Regions from separate parts of the Homo sapiens genome. Here region 2 is linked to region 1. Evidence: chromatin loops called from intact Hi-C (ENCODE). Cell type or tissue: Caco-2. All regions are shown on one strand. Each heading gives the region's core, and the rest is flanking DNA. Links, peaks and the distances in the headings are about the cores only. Region 1 overlaps SIPA1L2 (signal induced proliferation associated 1 like 2). Region 2 holds the start of LOC124904550 (a long non-coding RNA gene).

The links. Hi-C counts contacts between places; a loop is a spot of excess contacts. Peaks named below come from ENCODE experiments on the same cell type or tissue, not always from the same donor. Only the 100,000 strongest peaks of a DNase experiment are listed, where the experiment ranks them.
Region 2: it touches region 1 in a loop (7-fold over the local background); 3 of 110 quality-filtered maps call a loop at or near these places.

What each region holds. Positions count from the first base shown.
Region 1 is chr1:232,616,867-232,626,596 of GRCh38, reverse strand. All of the region lies in intron 1 of SIPA1L2 (signal induced proliferation associated 1 like 2), which reads left to right. Among named protein-coding and RNA genes, the nearest start is that of SIPA1L2, 8.4 kb to the left of the region's middle. In Caco-2, for the core only: no CTCF peak of the experiment used is centred there; DNase peaks (open chromatin) are centred at 3,446 and 3,996.
Region 2 is chr1:232,255,711-232,265,440 of GRCh38, reverse strand. It overlaps LOC124904550 (a long non-coding RNA gene), which reads right to left and starts at 4,409. Exons shown (of 2, transcript XR_007066942.1): 1 at 4,237-4,409; 2 at 1-3. In Caco-2, for the core only: no CTCF peak of the experiment used is centred there; a DNase peak (open chromatin) is centred at 4,370.

The DNA.
Region 1 (9,730 bases), core at 2,851-5,350:
AACAATGTGGTAGGAATTTAAAAGCTTCCCAACTTTAGACATAGATTATTTTGATCCTTTCTGAACTGGATTCATAAACTTTGGTTCCAAAGAACAGCAGCTGTAGAAGGGAGCCAGATCTTGACTCACTGTTGAGGTTCTGCTTCTTGAGAGATTTCATATTTAGTGCAACCCAATTCCTTGGTTCGTTCTTCTCCCCCAGTACTAGATAGCCAAGTTGGGTGGTAGGAAGGAAGAAAATATGCAGCAAGTCGAGTCTAGTTGTCATGCTCCTTTGGGCCAGAAAGGACCTTAAAGATTGTCTCGTCATGTTGTTCCTATACCTTTTGTTTTCGTCTACCTGTAAAATGAAAAAAAAAAAAAAAAGCAAATATTAGGGATTGTCAGATATGTCAGCATTTAATGTTGCTACATAAGTGTGTTTAAAATTGACAACAGCAGTTACTACCTATTGTCAATGCATTTCGTCAAAATCCTTTTGATGTACCAAAAAAGAGAAAAGGTGGGGAAAGGGGGAAGAATATGTATGCTGTCAGACTTAAAGGAGAGTTCTTCCTATCCAGAGAGGAGCTGTGTTAAAATTACCCCACTCGTGGATTTATATCTATCCCCACACAGACACTTTTTTCTTTTGCATGGGTCAATGAAAAATTCACTAAGGACCGGGGTTTAGAAATCACTGAGTAGCTCAACTAACCCTTCTTTGATATTTGGATCCTTTTATATAATCTCTGTAAGTGGTCTTCCGGTAATACCTGAACATTGCAAGTAACGGGTGGTGATTTCCACCTTTTAATGGTTTTGAGTACTAGAAAGTTTTTTGGCCTATAGAATTGAAATCTGATTCTGCTTGTTTATTCAAATTCTACTGCCTTGGTGGCCTACAGAACAAATCCTTCAGTCTCTGTCAGAGTTGGGCTCTTGGTGTAACGTGACCCGTGAACATGACCTGTGTAGAGTACAGCAGGAGTGTCTTGTCATAGGTTGCATGTTGCTTGCACTGATGTAGTCCAAGTTTGCATTTACTTTTCTGGTGGCCAGACTCAACGAGTTTCCTTTTCGCTAAAACCTGCCGAGCCGTTAATCACATGCTGCCATTGAACCTCGTCTTTCCATCTTGCGCTGATGTCATTGCAAAACCTAACATTTATTGCGCTGTGGTTTTGCTTTATTTTAGCTGATTCTTTCCATCATGCTTTTTAGAATTTGATTATATTATTTGGCACCTTTACCTGTCCTCCCAAAGAAATGCTGTCTGTACATTATTAGATCAGACTCTTTTATATCTTTACTTAAGCCGGTGATGAAATTGTTAAACTGGCTGAACAACACGAAGTGTGTCTCTGGAAGCTTCCCTCGAGGCTTACAAGGAGTCACACTCTCGGTTATAGTTAACTACTAATGCTCTTCATATCTTATAACTAGCCCATATAGCTCCACCTTTCCACATGGATATCCTGAAAGAGTGTGTCAAACCTCCTTTGCTGGTTCTACTGACCAAGTTATGCTGAGTAATAATGAGTTCATTTTCAGTGTGTCCCTAGTAACGAGCACTCTCTTCTGCATATGATTAAGAAAATGTGTTAAATGACTGACTGGATTGAGACACTAGGGTCACACTGTGATCTGTGACCTCCGGAGGCCTTAGGAACTGCAGTGCTTCTAGGAAAAATCAGAATATTGTTGGACTTTCTTCAGCTTATTTTTTGGTTTGGTATTCTCTTGTGTTGAATTGCTTTCAGATAGTGGGGAAGAACACCACAGTCTCTTCCGGTTTTGTTTTAATTGGTTGATATACTTCTCTTCCTATTTTACTAATAAACATTTAGCCAAAAGGGGTGTCTTGAACTCTGCCCATTAGATTACTCCATATTTTTCACTTCTACATATTTGCTTAATCTTCTGAGAAATATCCCCATTTAGTTGAGTTCCTCAAGAAATCAGAACAGTCCGAAGTAAGCTATCTGGTAGTTTATTCAAACTCTTAAGTAAAAATATCTAGGTAAAGAGCCAGTGTTAAAAATTGTTATTGTGGAAAGTAAGAACTCCTGGGTGAATAAAAGATTATGTCTGCTGAGATGAACTATTGTGTGGAGTTTTAAAAGAAAGTTCTGGTTAATGCTTAAGACATAGTGTCCTGTGAAGTCAGCATAACTACTTTCACTGTCTTCTGGAGGTGGTTTTGATAACACATTTGGTTCCTTGTTGAACAGTGGGTATTCACATTGTTCAGGAATAGCTTTGGGATACTGTCCTCTCCGTATTGAAGTTTCTAATAAGTAATTTTAGGAATTATAGTTTTGATTCTTTGTACAGGGCAAATGCTACCTGTTTCAGGTGTTTAAATGGCCTAATGCAAGAAACAGTGGTTTCTTTTTAGCAGGTTCTCAAGGTTCTCAAACTTTTTTCAACGTGCATCCCATCTATACACAATTGTCTAAGTGTTCATGTATGTATGCGTATACATGTATACATATCTGCATGCACGTTTGTGTGTGTGTATATGTATAATATATCTGTATGTATAAACATATACTTTACTGTGCTAAGATATTATGGACATAAAACAAATGTACATTTTAAGAAGATTAATATTAAAAATAAATAGATGTAGAAGTATTTTCTCTGCATCTCAAGGGCATTTGTATCTTTGAAATGTGTGGCCCCTGTGTAGAGACCACTGTTGTACTATCACTGGTTAGAGTTTATAGCAGTTGAGAAATGGAATTTCTAGGGAGCCTGTAGGGTCTTGTGAGGCAAGCGGAAGACAAACTCCACTCTTGATGGGCCTTATATTTACTGTGTATTTATTCTTTTTCCCGAAGACATTTCTGACTTTGGCCTGTTTTCTTCCAGAATTGCTTGTGGGTCTTGGTTTGGGGTTTCATTTATTGAGGGGTAGGAGGTTAATGTAATGGCGATGCTATTCTCCTTAGAAAGTTTCTAATTGAACTCAGCTGTTTTTTTGTTTTGTTTTGTTTTGTTTTTTGAGACAGAGTCTCGCACTGTCACCCAGGCTGGAGTGCAGTGGTGCGATCTTGGCTCACTGCAAGCTCTGCCTCCTGGGTTGCTGCCATTCTCCTGCCTCAGCCTCCCAAGAAGCTGGGACTACAGGTGCCTGCCACCATGCCTAGCTAATTTTTTTTTGTATTTTTAGTAGAGACGGAGTTTCACCATGTTAGCCAGGATGGTCTCGATCTCCTGACCTCGTGATCTGCCCGCCTCGGCCTCCCAGAGTGCTGGGATTACAGGCGTGAGCCACTGTGCCTGTTCTGAACTCAGCTGTTTAAGAAGCATCATACTATCACACTCAGACGAAAGCATTCCCAGGATCAGGGTATGTTAAAAGTTCAGATTGACAGCCTAGCTCTGTCTGTATGTGATTGGCCAGAACTGTAGCACACAGCCACCCGTAGTGCAAGGAATGCCTGGCTTCCCAGCCGTTAGTGGGTTGGGAATGAGTGAGGAGAGACAGCAGGGAGCCCTGCTCTTGTATCTCCAGTAACTTCCAGCTAAACGAGCACCATCCACCCCCACCCATCCTCCTGTTCGATTTTAATAATGGAACATAAGCAGCAAACAGGCAGGGACATTTCTGGTTTACTGCTGTATTCCCTGCACTTAGGTGGTTTTTGCCACATAATAGGCTCACAGTAAACAAATATTTGTTAAAGAAATGATTGGGAGTTGTGGGTTGAACGTAAAAGAACTTCCTTTATCTTGGCTTTTGTTGAACTAAATACTGTTGAGCAAGTTCTAATCATTATTTCTATTGTACATGATCTATCTTGAACAACAGTTTATACCTCATTTATGCCTTTCCTGGGTCGTTTGAAATGACCTGTGATTGAACTCTGATATGGAACTGGTAAAAATGTGGAAGTTTCTGAAGAGGGACTGTGTTCCATCTGTTACATCAAGAACTTTATAGCCCCATTCAGAGGGGTGTGGTTCCTGGGAGCCTGGGCACCCTTAGGTGGCCGCCTTTCATGAGAGAGTATGATTCACACCTTTCCCAGGTTTCAAAGTCTCATCTGTGCTGATGCCTGCATAGCCCTATTTGAATCCCATGAGGCTGCAGTTGACTTAAAAGCCCTGGCTGGGGCTTAATCAAGCTTACTGAACAGAAAGGATTTCTGAATTGTGTAGTACTGTCTGTAGTCCTTTAGCTCTCAGTCCATTAGCAGGGTTCATTTCTACAGGAAATCATGATGTTTAAAAACCCCATCAGTATTGTATAGTGCATCTTTTGTTGACTCAGTACATGAGGATATTATTTATGCCTTAAATGTGGTAGGTGCTCAGTAGCCATAGTCTTAATTTTATATGGTAAAAGTCTTTTATCTTTAATATCTTAACGTAGTGCTAGTTCTTATAATATGACATTAGAGGGATGTCATTCTAACTCCTATTTGTTTACATTTGTGTATAAGGTATGCTGTGATAAGTGCTGTAAGCAAGGCATACATGATAGTAGAAGCATCCAATTTATCAACCAATTTTATTTGAGGATCGTTGTAACTCATTTGTTTGGAATAATAGGTCATTTTTCCCATTTAAAATGTTTTAATTTGGGCATAGTGGCTCATGCCTGTAATCCCAGTGCTTTGGGAGGCTGAGGCAAGGATTGCTTGAGCCCAGGAGTTTGAGACTAGCCTGGACTGCAAAGCAAGGCCCCATCTCTACAGAAAATTTTAAAATGAGCCGAGTGTGGTGGTGCACACCTGTCGACCTAGCCACTGGGGAGGCTGAGGAGGGCCGATCCCTTGAGCCCAGGCGTTCGAGGTTACGGTGGGCTGATCGTGCCAGTGGACCCCAACCTGTGTGACAGAGTGAGACCCTGTCACAAAAAAAAAAAAATGTTTTAAATGACAAGAATAAGTGAAGGAGACTAATGTTGATTTATGAAGAGAATAAAGAATTGGGGAGAGATATTCTTAAAGGCGAGTGTAAAATGTTACCGTGCTTGAACTTTCATTTGTGTTCTCTCATGTATACTTAACGAGAACCTTATAAGGCTGGTGGGATTTTTTTCCCTTTTACAGATACAAAAACTAAGGTTTAATGAAAGTGTGGTTTTCTGAATCTGAGTCCTTATGTTTTAAACCCATTTCTCTTGGTTCCAGCTATAGTGTTCTTTATTCTACAGCTCACTTGTAAGGTATGGTAGGTTTCAATAAATCATGATGAAAGGAAAGAATGAAAAGACAGAAAGGAAGAAGGGAGAGAGGGAGGGAACTAAAGAAGGTGTGTGCATATAAGAATGGCGGAATTACCGACTCACTATCACTGAAAGGGGGAAGTGGAGGCTGAGGGTTGGGCTAATGAGCTCATTGTTCTGGTCTAAAAACTGCCCTGTTCTCTCAGCCAGTGAATTGTCTGTTATTAACTAGAAATTTTGTAATTTGTGGTGAGGTAGCAGTTTTACTGATTGAATCAGGTTATATATTCTTTGTTGGGAAGTGAGTGGGTCCTTCTGTGATCATGCAGAGAACATTTTTTTTAGCCCGAGTCTTTGCCAAGATTAAAAGAAATATAAGAGGAAAACAATTTTTGTTTTGCATTTATATTTTGCTAGATTTGCATAATCTTTGTTTAAGCCAGTTGAATGTGAATCCCTAAATACATTTCAGGCATTTAAATATTTAAAAGGATTCATCCACAGTACTTTACTCACCCAAAGAATAAGTGCTTACAACAAAGAAAATAACACCCTTGCAGATGTAGCCTATGTAGACTTTGTTCACCTTGTCATTGAATTATACAACATTAATAGAGAAGCTAGAATTTGAACATTCACTGAAATGCTTAGCTGGCTCTGTTCCAAAATATTGTTTCCCTGGTAGAGAAAGCAGGACAATTTGTTTAAAACTGGCAGTTTGCCAGTCAGAATAGCTCTGACGCAATCATTGCAGTAACTACTTTGCTCTGACTGCTAATTTTAGGGCAGTTAAATCTGGGTGATGTCTGATGGCTGCTGTCGCTGTGCGTCTGGTTATGTGAAGCTTTCTAAATTCATCCTCTTAGCTTGGCACCGTAACTTAGTTCTTTCTGAGATAAGCTGTGGAGCAGAGGGGATGTTGAGTCGGCACAGGATATGTGCATGGAATGAGGAACAAGGCCCTAGGAGAGTTTCAAGAGACACTGCTTTCATCTTACTACGCTCTTTGTTATTCCAATAGCAAAGGCTTAGCACATCTGTACTTCCCTTGCTGTAGCACCCTGGGAGGTGTTGAGGAAGGTGGAGAGAAGTGTACATCGAGACACCTACCTTCATGGAACAGGGTTCTGGCAATATGCACTTGCTTTCCTTGTCATCCCTGCAAGCATTAGTGTGTTTAAAAGTGAACTTTTATCTTCTTCCTTTTTGGAACAGGTAAAACTACGGAGAAAAATGGTAATTTAAAAAAATCTGGCCGGGCGTGGTGGCTCATGCCCATAATCCCAGCACTTTGGGAGGCTGAGGCGGGCGGATCATGAGTTCAGGAGTTCAAGACCAGCCTGACCAACATGGTGAAACCCCGTCTCTACTAAAAATACAAAAATTAGCCAGGCTTGGCAGCGCGTGCCTGTAATCCCAGCTACTCAGGAGGCTGAGGCGGGAGAAACGCTTGAACTCGGGAGGCGGAGGTTGCAGTGAGCTGAGATCGCGCCACTGCACTCCAGCCTGGTGAGAGAGCAAGACTCCATCTTAAAAAAAAAATCTATTTGGAGCATTTAAGAGCAGAGTAGAATATCCTGCTATTGCAGATGATACAAGTGGGATAAGGGGTTCTTCCATGGCCTTGTCTAACTCCCTCAGCTTTCTGGGGCAGTGACTATAATCCAATTTTAAAATAAGGATGTGGGACCATGCCATCTTGAAGTCTTTTTAAATGCTGGCATTCTAAGATTTCCAAGTTAACAGGGGCACCCTAGGGTGTGAGACCCCTGAGGACAGGGATCTTGTCCTTCCATCCCTTCCATCCCGTCCTGGGTAGCTGTCAGGCAGAGTCAGCAAATTAACTGACTCTTAGAATTTAGTCCTCGGAGGGACTTTGAGTGTTCTTCTAGTTAAACTTCCTGATGTTACTGATTCAGAACTATCAGAGGGCATGATTTAATCACTAGAGCTATTGTGTAGTAGCATGGGCTACCTTATTAGGTGATGAATGCACTGCCTTCTTAGGTGATGAACTAACTAACTTGGGCAGAGTTGATGGCTATGTGTCAGGTGTATTAGAAAAAGATTCCTGTGTAAATGAGACCATATGATAGATGGGCGCTACAGCTTCTTTCAGATGAAAGACTGTGTGGTTAGCTGAGAATAAGGTGGGTTTGCATGGTTAGGAAAACATTCAAGGAAGATAGAACTTGAGTTAAGCTTTGGAAAATGGTTAGGATTTGAGTTTTTGTTGAGGGCCTCTTGTGTGCAGGGAAACTGTAGGCCCTCTCCAAGACCAGAAGATACATACAGAACACTCTCAGTTGTTCCTTTGATCACAGTACTATCTCTATTAAAATGATCTGCTTAAATACAAACTCATCTTTTTGCCTGGTTTAGGTTTTGCAACTCCAGAGATGCATTTTATTAACAAAAGCAACATTAAGGAGAAGTGACGGACAGTATTTTCAAAGTGGTGATAATTACTTTGTCTATCACGTAAGATGGTCATTATGTTTTTTTTCCTCACTGTAATTTACTGAAGGTTATAGACTGTGTCATAAAACTAAAGGAAAAATTACTTTGGATATACAGAGATATAAATGACGTTTTGGTATAAAATTACTGAATTCATTTCAGTTAGTTGACAGAATATACACATAGTATTATATTTGCAACTCAAGGTCATGTGTTTTGTTTTGAGACTTTATACTTAGGAATATATAACTTGATAATTGATACACTGAAGTGATTTATTTTAAAATTATGCGGAGTAACAAGAGTTTTTTTTTTTTTTTTTGAGATGGAGTCTCACTCTGTCCCTCAGGCTGGAGTGCACTGGTGCAATCTTGGCTCACTGCAACCTCCGACTCTTGGGTTGAAGCGATTCTCCTGCCTCAGCCTCCTGATTAGCTGGGATTATAGGCGCACGCCACCATGCCCAGCTAATTTTTGTATTTTTAGTAGAGACGGGGTTTCACCATCTTGGTCAGGCTGGTCTCGAACTCCTGACCTTGTGATCCACCCGCCTTGGCCTCCTAAAGTGCTGGGATTACAGGTGTGAGCCACCGCGCCCAGCCACAAGAGTTTTAAACTGAGGCGACATTAGGAAGGATGTCTGTGGACAAAAAGAGCTCGCCTCGCCTGAGCATCCCTTCCGCCCCCAGGTCTCTGGGGTGTTGTTCGTTTGCTGCTGATGCTCCCTTCCTTCAGTCCACTTCCTATCTTATGTCTCATGAACTAACAGTAAGTGCTGGGTAAGATTTGCGTTCTGCTTTAAACTTCTGAGATTTATTTAAACCAGTAAATCTCAGTGTAATCACCATATACTTTCCCCCAACGTTTTATCATGCAAATTTGCAATCTTACAGAAAAGCTGAAAATATTGTGTGGTGTAGTGGACACCTCTGTACCCACCTCCTGGATCCCACAGTTGTTAGGTCTGGCTTTATTTGCTTTATAGATGTCTCTCCGTCTTCTACCCATCCATCAATCCATTTTATTTTTTGGATGCATTTCAGAGTAAGTTGCACACTTTTTACACTTTTATCACTAAACACTTCGGCATGTATATTGTAAACGAGTTAAAAAGTTTTACATTTTTTGAAGTAAAAGGTATAGAGTGAAATGCACAAATCTTAAGTGTATCATTCTGGGAGTTTTGATAAATGCATACACCCATATGGCCCATACTTCTATTAGGATGTGAAATGTTTCTCCCACTTCTGAAAGTTCTCTGATGTCCCTGCCCGGTCAACTTACTCTTTTTGTTTCCCACCTTTATCTGAGGCAACCTTTGTTCCTTTTTTTTTTAGGGCCATTGATAAGTTTTGCATGTTCTTGCATGTGATGTAAATGGAATCATGCAGTATGCACTCTTGTGTATAAAGCTGCTTTCAAAATTCAGCATAATTTATTTATTTTTACTTTGTTGTATACTTTATATGACCACACTGGGTTTTCTTTGCCTTCATCTTGATCACATGACCTTTTCAGAGGTCATATCCATTTGTCAGATGATTTTAGGAGCAATTTCTGTCAGATATTTATGTATTTATCTTCAGTCACATCTCAACTTCCCTTTTCCTTACAGGGGTGTGATTTTCCTATCTGATTTGGCAGTTTCCCCACTGGGTCTCATCTTACATCCCACCCATTCATTCTGGAGATGAGGTGCTTCTTTTGTTAGTTGGCTGACACTTGCTGCGGGCCTGGCTCAGGCCAGCTCACAGCATTGAGCTGAGCAACTTTGCTTCTGAAGAGATGGATCCTGACATATTACTGGTTTATTTGTATCTGATACTTAGAAAATTTTAGGTGAATGGAAATAAATCTGTTTATCTTTGCAAAACTGAGGAATTATTTCTAATTAATTCAAATTATTTCCAATTATTTCAAATGCAACAATTATTAAAACTAAAAAAATTTCCTGAGTTCAGTTTTATGATAATATGTGAAGGAGACTAATCAATTAGCCCTGAAAAAATACAGATTTTCAATCACTTATGCTGAAGAGAACTGGCTGGCAAAATGAAAACCTAGTTGACCTAAAAATAAAATTCTAGACTTAGTTAACCACCCGCTTTT
Region 2 (9,730 bases), core at 3,055-5,554, 360 kb after region 1:
ATTCTAGGTAGAAAGCAAAGCAGAAAGAAAGCTTATCTATTAAAGAAATATTAGGAAACTCAGAATCTCCAGAGATTCAAGCAGGGAGTTCTCACAGCCTGGAGGCCCCGTGGCCTCTGAAATCATGGTATCTCTCTGCCATATTCTACCTCTTTTGCCAGAAAATGACATCTTTTCAGCGTCTGCTTCCTCTCTTAAGTGAGTAACTGATGAGCCAAGTTTAAGTCTTGTGGCTTCACATTAGGTGACAAGAAGGCTGAGAAGGAGTTCATTCTTATCAAAGTTCTAGCTTTTACCTACAGAAAGCTTCATTCTAATGTTTCCCAAACACAGGAAAACTGTTAAAGAGTCTGGCATCCGAAAAATGGCAAATATTTGCCAGTCCACGACAGTCATGCCAGCCGATACCCTCATAATTTCGTACTTAGTTTTATGTAGTATGCTAACTCTTTTTCCTCTTTTCTAACTCTTCTCTCTCCATTCCTTACTCTACATAATTTCTAGATCGATTTTTCTAAAATGCAGCTCTCCAGTCCTTCAACGACTCCCTATTAAAATGCCAATATTTCCAGCAGGAGCTAAGCATTAAACAATTAACCTCAGTTTAGTCTATGGAATTAATCTGGGGAGCAGGCATCACTCCCAAGAGAATGGAACATAGCCTAGGTGAATTTTACAAGGCATGGAAAAAGACCCAGAGGAAGGCAGAGCCCCTGAAGCAGGGGGGGCCAGGCCAATGGAAGGAATGGGGTGGCAGAGACAGCACTAAAAGAACACTTGTTTGTCCTTGAGCACATCCTTGGTACTGAGATGGGCTCCTGGAACACAGGGGAAGGAGACACAGTCCCCTGGGAATTGGAGCCTGAAAGCCTCCTAGAACTTAGCTTTATGCTTGGCTCATTTTGACAACAATGGAGCCCAGGAAGAAGAAATCTTGTTTTTACCATCCAGAAGAAGAGGGGGTATAAAAGGAAGGAGCTTCATCAGGAGGGGGTATTCACACTGATACCTATTTAGCCTGATTTCCAGTGATTTAGGTCAAACACCTTTCTGCAGAGATGGAGAAAAAATGGGTAAAGAAATGTAGCACCGGCCATCTCTGAGTGGGGAGGTTCTGTGCTTCCCTTTAATGACCATGTAGGATCTAGAGCATAGTGTAAATAACTCTTCAGTGGATTTTCTTCATCCAGCATTTGCCAGGAGAGAAGCTGTGGCTGGTAAGCACTGTCAGCCTTTATGTATCTTGGTTTCCTGTGTCTAATATGGTGACCAGAGTATGTTTTCAAACCTTCCATTCACTTTCTTGGCCCTGAGAATTCTGTGTTCTGAGGGCTGGCAACATGAGAGTATTCGTGCTGTGTTATTCCCTTTAGGAAGGATGAGGAGGGGCAAACCTGTGACTCCATAAGCACATGGAGAGGCAGAACTGGACTGGCTGCCCTGTGGTCAGGCCCTGAGCTTTATGGTCCTTCTTGGCATTGGTGACCAGAACAGCGGCTTTCCTATGGCTTCAACGGGAAAGGAGAAGATGATTCTTCAGCCTGGTCTGGACAGACAGCCCCCATTTCGATGCTCCTTAGCTAGAGGCAGGGTGGGATAAGAACAATTTTTTGGAAGCTCAGCCTGTCTTCTTCATTTGGGCATTCATTCATTCATCAAGCCTATCTTCACCAAACACCCCTATCTGTCAGGCAGAGCAATAAATAAGGGAGATGCAAAGGTACTTAAGTTCATGGAAGGAGAGAGGACAATGACCCTTGGGCGAGGTGTGTACTGGTGATTAAAGAATAAAGTTACCAGATGGGCGCGGTGGCTCATGCCTGTAATTCTAGCACTTTGGGAGGTTGATGCAGTAGGATTGCTTGAAGCCATTAGTTTGAGATTAGCCTGGGCAACAGGCTAATCTCAAACTGAATTCAGGAAATTTTTTCAATCACTGGAAATCAGACATTAATGGAATTAATCTGGGGAGCAGGCATCACTCCCAAGAGAATGGAACATAGGCTAGGTGAATTTTACAAGGCATGGGAAAGGGCCTTGTAAATCAAACATTTCTCTACCCATTTTTTTTCTTCATTTCTGCAAAAATGTGCTTGATCTAAATCACTGGAAATCAGACTAAACAGCTATCAGTGTAGAGCCTCCAGAGCCTTCTGATGAAGCTCCTTCCTTTTATACTCAGGACCCTTTACTGGATGGTAAAATATGTATATATATATATATGCACATAAGCGCATGGAGAGGCAGAACTGCACTGGCTGAGCATTCATGAGTATGCTGAACAGCAGAGCTGAGGCAAGAAGTGCTCATATTAAAAATCCCATTTGCTTGCCTAGCCCCTTGGTGACCTCCGTGCTGTGGGTAACATTCACTGCCTCCAGGAAAGCCAAGGTTGGTGGGTGCAGTGGGTGGGCGGGAATGCTGGCAGGTGAGCACTTCTTTCCCTCATCATACCATTTTTTCCTCCATTTCTGCAAAATGTGTTTGACCTAAATCACTGGAAATCAGACTAAATAGGCATCAGTGTAGAGCCTCCGGAGCCTCCTGATGAAGCTTCTTCCTTTTATACTCAGGCCCCTTTACTGGATAGTAATATGTATTATATAATATTTTATATTATATAATATAATAATATATATTATATAATATTATATACTATTATATAATATAATATATATTATTATATATTTATATATTATATAATATTATATAATATTATATAATATTATTATATATTATATAATTATATATTATTATATAATATTATTATATATTATATAATGTAATATATAATTATATAATATTATTATATATTATATAATGTAATATATAATTATATAATATTATTATATATTATATAATATAATATATAATATATAATATAATATTATTATATAATATAACAACATAATATAATCTAATAACATAATATAATATATATAACAACATAATATAACATAATATATAATAATATATATATCATATATGTATATATATATATCATATATATATTGTTTTTTCTTCCTGTGCTACAATGTTGTCACAATGAACCAGGCATAGCTTTGGGGTAGCAGACAAAGGACAGTGGCACCAGCATATAGCTACAAAAAAATTAAAAATTATCCAGACATGGTGGCATGTACCTCTAGTTCCAGCTACTCAGGAGGCTGAGGTAGGAGGCTCACTTGAACCCAGAAATGGGAGGTAACAGTGAGGCATGATAGTGCCACCGCACTCCAGCCTTGGTGATAGAGCAAGACCTTGTCTCTAAAAAAAGAAAAGTAAAGAAAGAACCCAGAATGGAAACCTCCTTCCTTTCCCCCAAATAATTCTGAAGGTTCTTCTCCTTCCAAATGCCCACATCTCACCAATGCCCACATCTCACCAATATGCACACTCTCCCGCACACTTGCAGATCCTCTTGTCTGCCATGGGGCTCAGAATTAGATAGGGGTAAAAAGCCGGTGAGGGGAGAGAAGGGAGGGAGCAGAAAAGCCAGGAGAGAAAGACGCTCCGCAAAATATAGGACTCAAAACCCTTCAGCGGGAGGAGGGGAAGCCCTGGTGCCTCCCCTGCTGGCTTCCCCTCTCTCATGCTTAGAATTTGCTTCCTTCCAGGTTCAGAACCAGGACCTTCTGCCTTGGCCTCCTACCTGCATGAGTGGCTGGCCACTCTTAGCATCCACTGCCCACCCTCTGTGGCCACAGGTAAGTGTGTACATGTTCCCTGCTGCCCCAAAGCTGGGAGTTGCTTCATGTGCAGGACTAGAACAGGGACCAGCACACAACAGATTCCTATTTAATGTGCTATCTGGGGCTCTTCAGAAACTCCCCCCTTGTGAAGCTGTTAGCACAGCCTGGGATTTTATATCAGGAGAATAAACCAGGAAAGAACACAGACAGAGAATTCTTCAGTCACCACCAGAGAATGCTCTCTAGTGAACCAAAAAACTTGTCCTCAGCTCAGGACACACGAATTCAGGGCTCGCACCTGAGGCTTCTAAAGCAGGTCTACCCCAGACCCTTGATCCTCCCTGGTGCTTTTGAGGAAAACTGGGAGAAACCCTGGCCAGGACTCTCAGCTGCCAACTGCCTGATTCTCGTGAGTGAAGTAGTAATGAGAGCAGTAATCCACAAATATGACACCTGGCTGTGAGGGAGAAGCAAAGGCTGTCTGCTCGGTAGAAAATGCCCCCATTTCCCGATTCTAGACCTGGCCCAGCCTTGGCTCCCTTACCTTGTCAATAAAGCGGCTTCATTTCCTGTCTTATTCTGGCTGCTGGGAGAAGACCTTCTGGAGTCATTTACCTATTGGGTCCCTTCTCCGAGAACTCAGTCCCCGCGCAGGTGCAGTTGGCACGCGCTCTGTCTCAGCCCTGAGCCCTAAGGCACTGGATGTCTTGGATAGACAAGAAGTACGGGTTATTTGGGGTAGACAGGAAGTGTGAGTGAGTTGGGTAAGCAGGCTGGGGGAGGGTGGGAAAAAAGGTGTCATATTTGTGGATTACTGCTCTCATCCATAAAAGAAACCCCCTGCCTTATATTCTATGGTGAAATTGCAACAAAAATACCTGTGACTCCAAACGTGCGCAGTTTTTTCTCCTTTCCTTCTCTGCACCTTCCTCAGACACAGTTTACCTGTGACTTCCACTTTGTGATCTCATAGACTTCAGAGATTTCCACACAAGCCACATATCTTACAGTTCAAAATCCTGATCATACATAGCTTCAACTCACATTTTTTTCTCCTAGACTTGAAGTGTTCACAGCATCAGTTTCTATCTTATGTAGGAAAAAAAAACCTGTCCCATAAAAGCAATATCAGGCTAGTGAGGGAACGAGAAATATATAAACATATGTCTCTCACTCCCTCACTCCAAAATCAATACACATATTTTTTTAAAAAAAAAGCACTTCTATATTTGAGATATTTTCAGCTTTCTTTCATTGTCTTAAACATCTGTTAGGTTGTCTTTCTGCAGACAGTCGCTAAATAATATGGTTTATTTTGGGTAACTGATTATAGGAAACCATCCCATATAGCCACAAAATAACATTTTTAATCACATCTTCTTTTCAACTTTAAAGAACCAAATGATTTCCTTATCTTGACATGATTTATCATTTGAGCATAAGCCCGGGACCTAGGAGGATATTATCTATAGCTCCTTCACATGAAAGGTTCTTATCAAGCAAGCAAAGTTTACAATCACAGCCAGAGAATAGAAGAAAAACAAATGGTATGGTCAATAGTTCTCTATGGCAGATTTTTTTCAGACGGTCTTATCTAGTGAACCTCTTTCCAAAAAGCTCACAGACGATGTGATTTTCCATTAACTGCAGAGATAGGGTAGGTGATGTGGATAATATTTTGAATTTTTCTCTTTTCACTGGCTATCAGCTAAGACTCCTATTTTATTTCTTTTTGGGCATTAGTTGGGGTTTTTCCCTCATGAGCTCAAAGCCTTTGTTGCTAAAGATTTTCTCTCACGACAGATTGTTTTGATCAGAAGCTTAAAAACCATAAGGAAAAGACCACTTCTCTCCATTCTCTCGTGCTCTCTTGGGATTGGGTAACTTGTGTGGCCCAGTTGGAGGTGCCTCCCCAGGTTCACTTTGCTACCAAAAAAATCCCCAGCACCTCCTTCCCCAATCATTTTTTTTCCTTTGAGATGGGTGTCTTGCTGTTGCCCAGGCTGGTCTCAAGCGCCTGGGCTTAAGTGATCCTCCTGCCTCAAACTCCAAAGTAGCTGGGATTACAGGGACGGACGCGGCAGCCTTACCCAATCTCATTGATGGCTGTTCTTGCTTCCTACTTACTTCACTTCAGGTGACTAACCATCCTGGTTGCCCAGGACTGATGGTTTCCTGGGACATAGGACCCTTAGTGCTGGGAAAGTCCCAGGTGCCACAAAAGGGTGGTAATGCTGAAACTCTGTCCTTCAACCTGAAGGATGTTATGCCAAGTGGACTGAGCCAGGCACAGAAATGTAAAATACTGCATGATCTCATTGATGTGTGGAATCTAAAAAAGCTGACTACACAGGGCATGGTTACCAGGGGTGGGAGGTGGGAGAAAGGTAGAGATGTTAGTTCAGGGGTACAAAGTTGCAGTTATGTAGGATGAGTAATTCTAGAAATCTAATGTGTGGCAGGAAGACTATAGTTACTAATACTGTATTGTATACTGCAGATTTGCAAAGAGAGTAGATTTTTAAGTGCTCTCACTGGGCACCGCCCCCCATCCCCCCGCCCCACACAGGTAACAGTGAGATGATTATTAACTAGCTTGATATGAGTAATCATTCCTATATACATGTATATATATACACATCATGTTCTTTATTACGTATACATAAACATGTTGTACACTTTAAAGAAATACAATTTTATTTAAAAATAAAATAAAAATATAATAAAATTGCATCCTTTCTTAACCTTTCAAGGACATCACTTCACCAAAATTCTAATTTTAGGATGTATCCTAATTCATGTCTTCCCCTTTCTAGTGCACTTTTATTTTTAGTATAGAAACATGCTCTTAGTTCTCACATTCAAAATCAGTAATAAACCAAACTAAGTTCCCTGATCAGCCACATACCATGCCCCTACTCCCCTCTGCAGCCAAACACCTGGAAAGGGAAGCCTCTCCTTGTCTCCAGCTCGTTTCAAGCCCCTGTGTCTCAACCCACTGCAATCAGCCATCACCCCACCATGCTGCCAACACTGGCCCCATGGAAGTCACCAAAACTGCAGGCAGATAAATCCATCCTTCTCAGTCTTCCTCCCACTTGGCCATCGGTGGTGATGGGACTGATGGGGTGACCACTCCCTCTTCTTTGCTACACTTTCCTCAGTTGGCTTTTAAGACACCACCCTCCTGTTCCTTACCCCTGCTCCTTGGCCGCGTCTTCAGTGGGCTTCATTATCCCTCTTCATCTCCCTGATGCCTAAAGTTGAGGGACCCTAGAGCTCAACTCTGGCTCCTCACCAACATTGGCCTGAACCATTTTGTCTGAATTATCATCATAATGATCCTATCTGGTCTCCCTGAATCTACCCTTCTCCCTCCCCTCACCACAGTGGCTTCTCAACTCAGCAGCCAGAATTATTGTAATGAAAATGTCAGATCCCATTATTCCTCTGCTGAAAACCCTCAGAGGCCTCCCCTACTCACTCACTCAGAGGAAAGCCAAAGGCCTTGCAGGATATGCTCTGCTCCCTTTTTCTCTGACCTCCACTGCTTCCCCAGCCCCCTCACTCACTAGGCTCCACCACCCTGGCCACCTTGCTGCTCCTTGGAAAGGCCAGGCACCTCCTACATGCCTAGGAGGGTTGCTATGAGGATGGGGTTGCAGAGGGTAGAGCAGATGATCCACAGCTGAATTCAACTACATCAGAGAACATGCATCTTTGCAACAAGGGAATGGGGAGAAGGGCTAAGGAAACGGTATAAGGACTTGGTATGCCCGTTGTGGGTCTGCCTTGCCCTCACAACTATTCCTAGACCTTCCAGCTGGGCCTGATAAGTGGGAGGCGGTGGGGAGAATTTGGAGGGTGAGGGAAGGGAGATGCCATGGATTTCGCTCCCTCCCACTCTGCCTTGGGTAGCTTTTCTGCCAGCAGCTGCCTCTCCTGTGGTTCTGGCTCTTGGTGAACCAGCCCACATGGACCCAGCTCATGTTTGGTGACCTTGACTCCTGGGCTCCAGTAACACTGCCTCCTCCTTTTGTTTTTCTAGCCTAGGAGTGGCCGTGGCTTCCTGAGGTGGCTAATACCTGAGGAACCCCATCTCTGTTGGCTTTCCAACTCCTCCATCACCTGTGTTACCAATTCCCCGAATTAAATTATTTGTTTTAAATACTTAACATAGATTCTCTTCCTGGATGGGCCTTGGCTAACGCCCTTGACTCTTGGGAATATGTGGGCTGCCAGAGGGTGGTCAGCTGCGATCCAAACAGCTCAGCCCACACGGTTGGTACTTGGCTCAGGTCAGTTCATGTTTCTTAATGGCTCAGTGTCCAGGGGAGACATCTGAGAATAAACACTCACAGCTCCAGATTGAAATGAGCTTACAGTTTAGATGGGAAACTGTTTTTATGAAAAGAGCAAACAACAATTCAAGGCAATGTGAGACTAAATGCCAAATGCCTGGTAAAGACAATTTGTGCTGAGACTAATTCTCCACAGCTTAGGTTCTGTGTCACACATGGATTTTCTACCTGTCCACGTATGAGTCACTCTAAAGTGATAAAAATTCATGGAAAGGCAAAGGCTCAATTACAGAATATTTGTTAAGTTATTACTTTCAATATATAAATTCCGACACTGATGAAAGCTAACTAGTGTGCTCTTTGGAAGAAACATGCCCCTGTTTGCAACCTCTCTGACAAAGGTCATTTAAAATCACTTCCAGTGGGTGCATGTAACTCACTCAAAGCATAGGTGGGCTTCAAGTAGGCGACTGTGATGTATTCGTGACTTATCAGGCTGGTAGGAAAAGACAACAGTGAAGACTCTTCTCTTGCAATTTCCTGAGCTTCTTTTCACAGCATATGTTTTTATAACAAGAGAAATATTCACAAACCAGTGTTCACACTGCAGACATTTCCCTACTTTGAACCATTTCCTTGCCTCCTTTCAATAATAGTGGAGCCCAGGCCTACCTTTATAACTACTTCAAGTGACAAAGTTTTCTTTCTCTTTAACTCCTTTAATCATTCAACAAATGTTGTTGAGCACCTAATTTGGTTTAGAAATTAGTCTAGGTACTAGACACACAACGGTGAAACAATAAGGTGCAATCTTTTCCCCGTGGAACTGACACAGAAGCATTATAGAAATTTTCTCTAAATGGAGGCATACTCTACCTGGGAGTAAGGCTCGCAGAACACGGTCCACTGAAAGTAGCTGGATTTTTCTTTGCATTGGAAAATAAGTTTGACATAATTCAATATCATCTATTTTGTGACTTCAGTGTCAAGAAATTCAGGAAGAAATTTAGTTTTATTTTTTCTTGATAAAAAAATTTTTTAAATGAAATAAAAATAAATTTAGTTTTATTTGCATCTGAAGAACTTTTATTAACTTTTAAATTGAGGTACAACATACATATAGAAAAGTTTACAAGTCATAAATTCAGAGATTGATGAATTATTACAAAGTAAACACACCTCTGTAACCACTTCCCAAATCAATAGAGTGAACATTACTGAACCCCACAGAGCTCCTGCTCCCCTTCCCAAATCACCCTATATCCCCTACCTCTCCTGACCTCTAAAACAATAGATTCCTTGTCTGTCTTCGAACTTGGTATAAATGGAATCATATGGTATGCATTTTCCAACTTCTTTTGCTCAACATATTTGTAATATTCATCCAAATTGTTGCATGAAATGATTCATCCATTTTAGTTGCTGTTTAGTATTCTGTTCTACGAATGTATCTGAATTTATTTATCAATTCTACTGTTAATAGATATTGACGTTGCTTCCAGTTTTTAGTGATTATACATTGTGCTGTTATGAATATTTTTATACATATTTTTGGTGTACATGTGTACACATTTCTCACAAGGGTATATTTAGCAGTGAAACTGCTGGAATAAAGTGTACATGTATAATAAAATGTAGTGTAAAATGTCATTTACTAAAATGGCTGTGCCAATATATACCAATATGTACCAATATGCACCCAGGTTTATATAAGAGGACCCATTGCTCCATATCCTT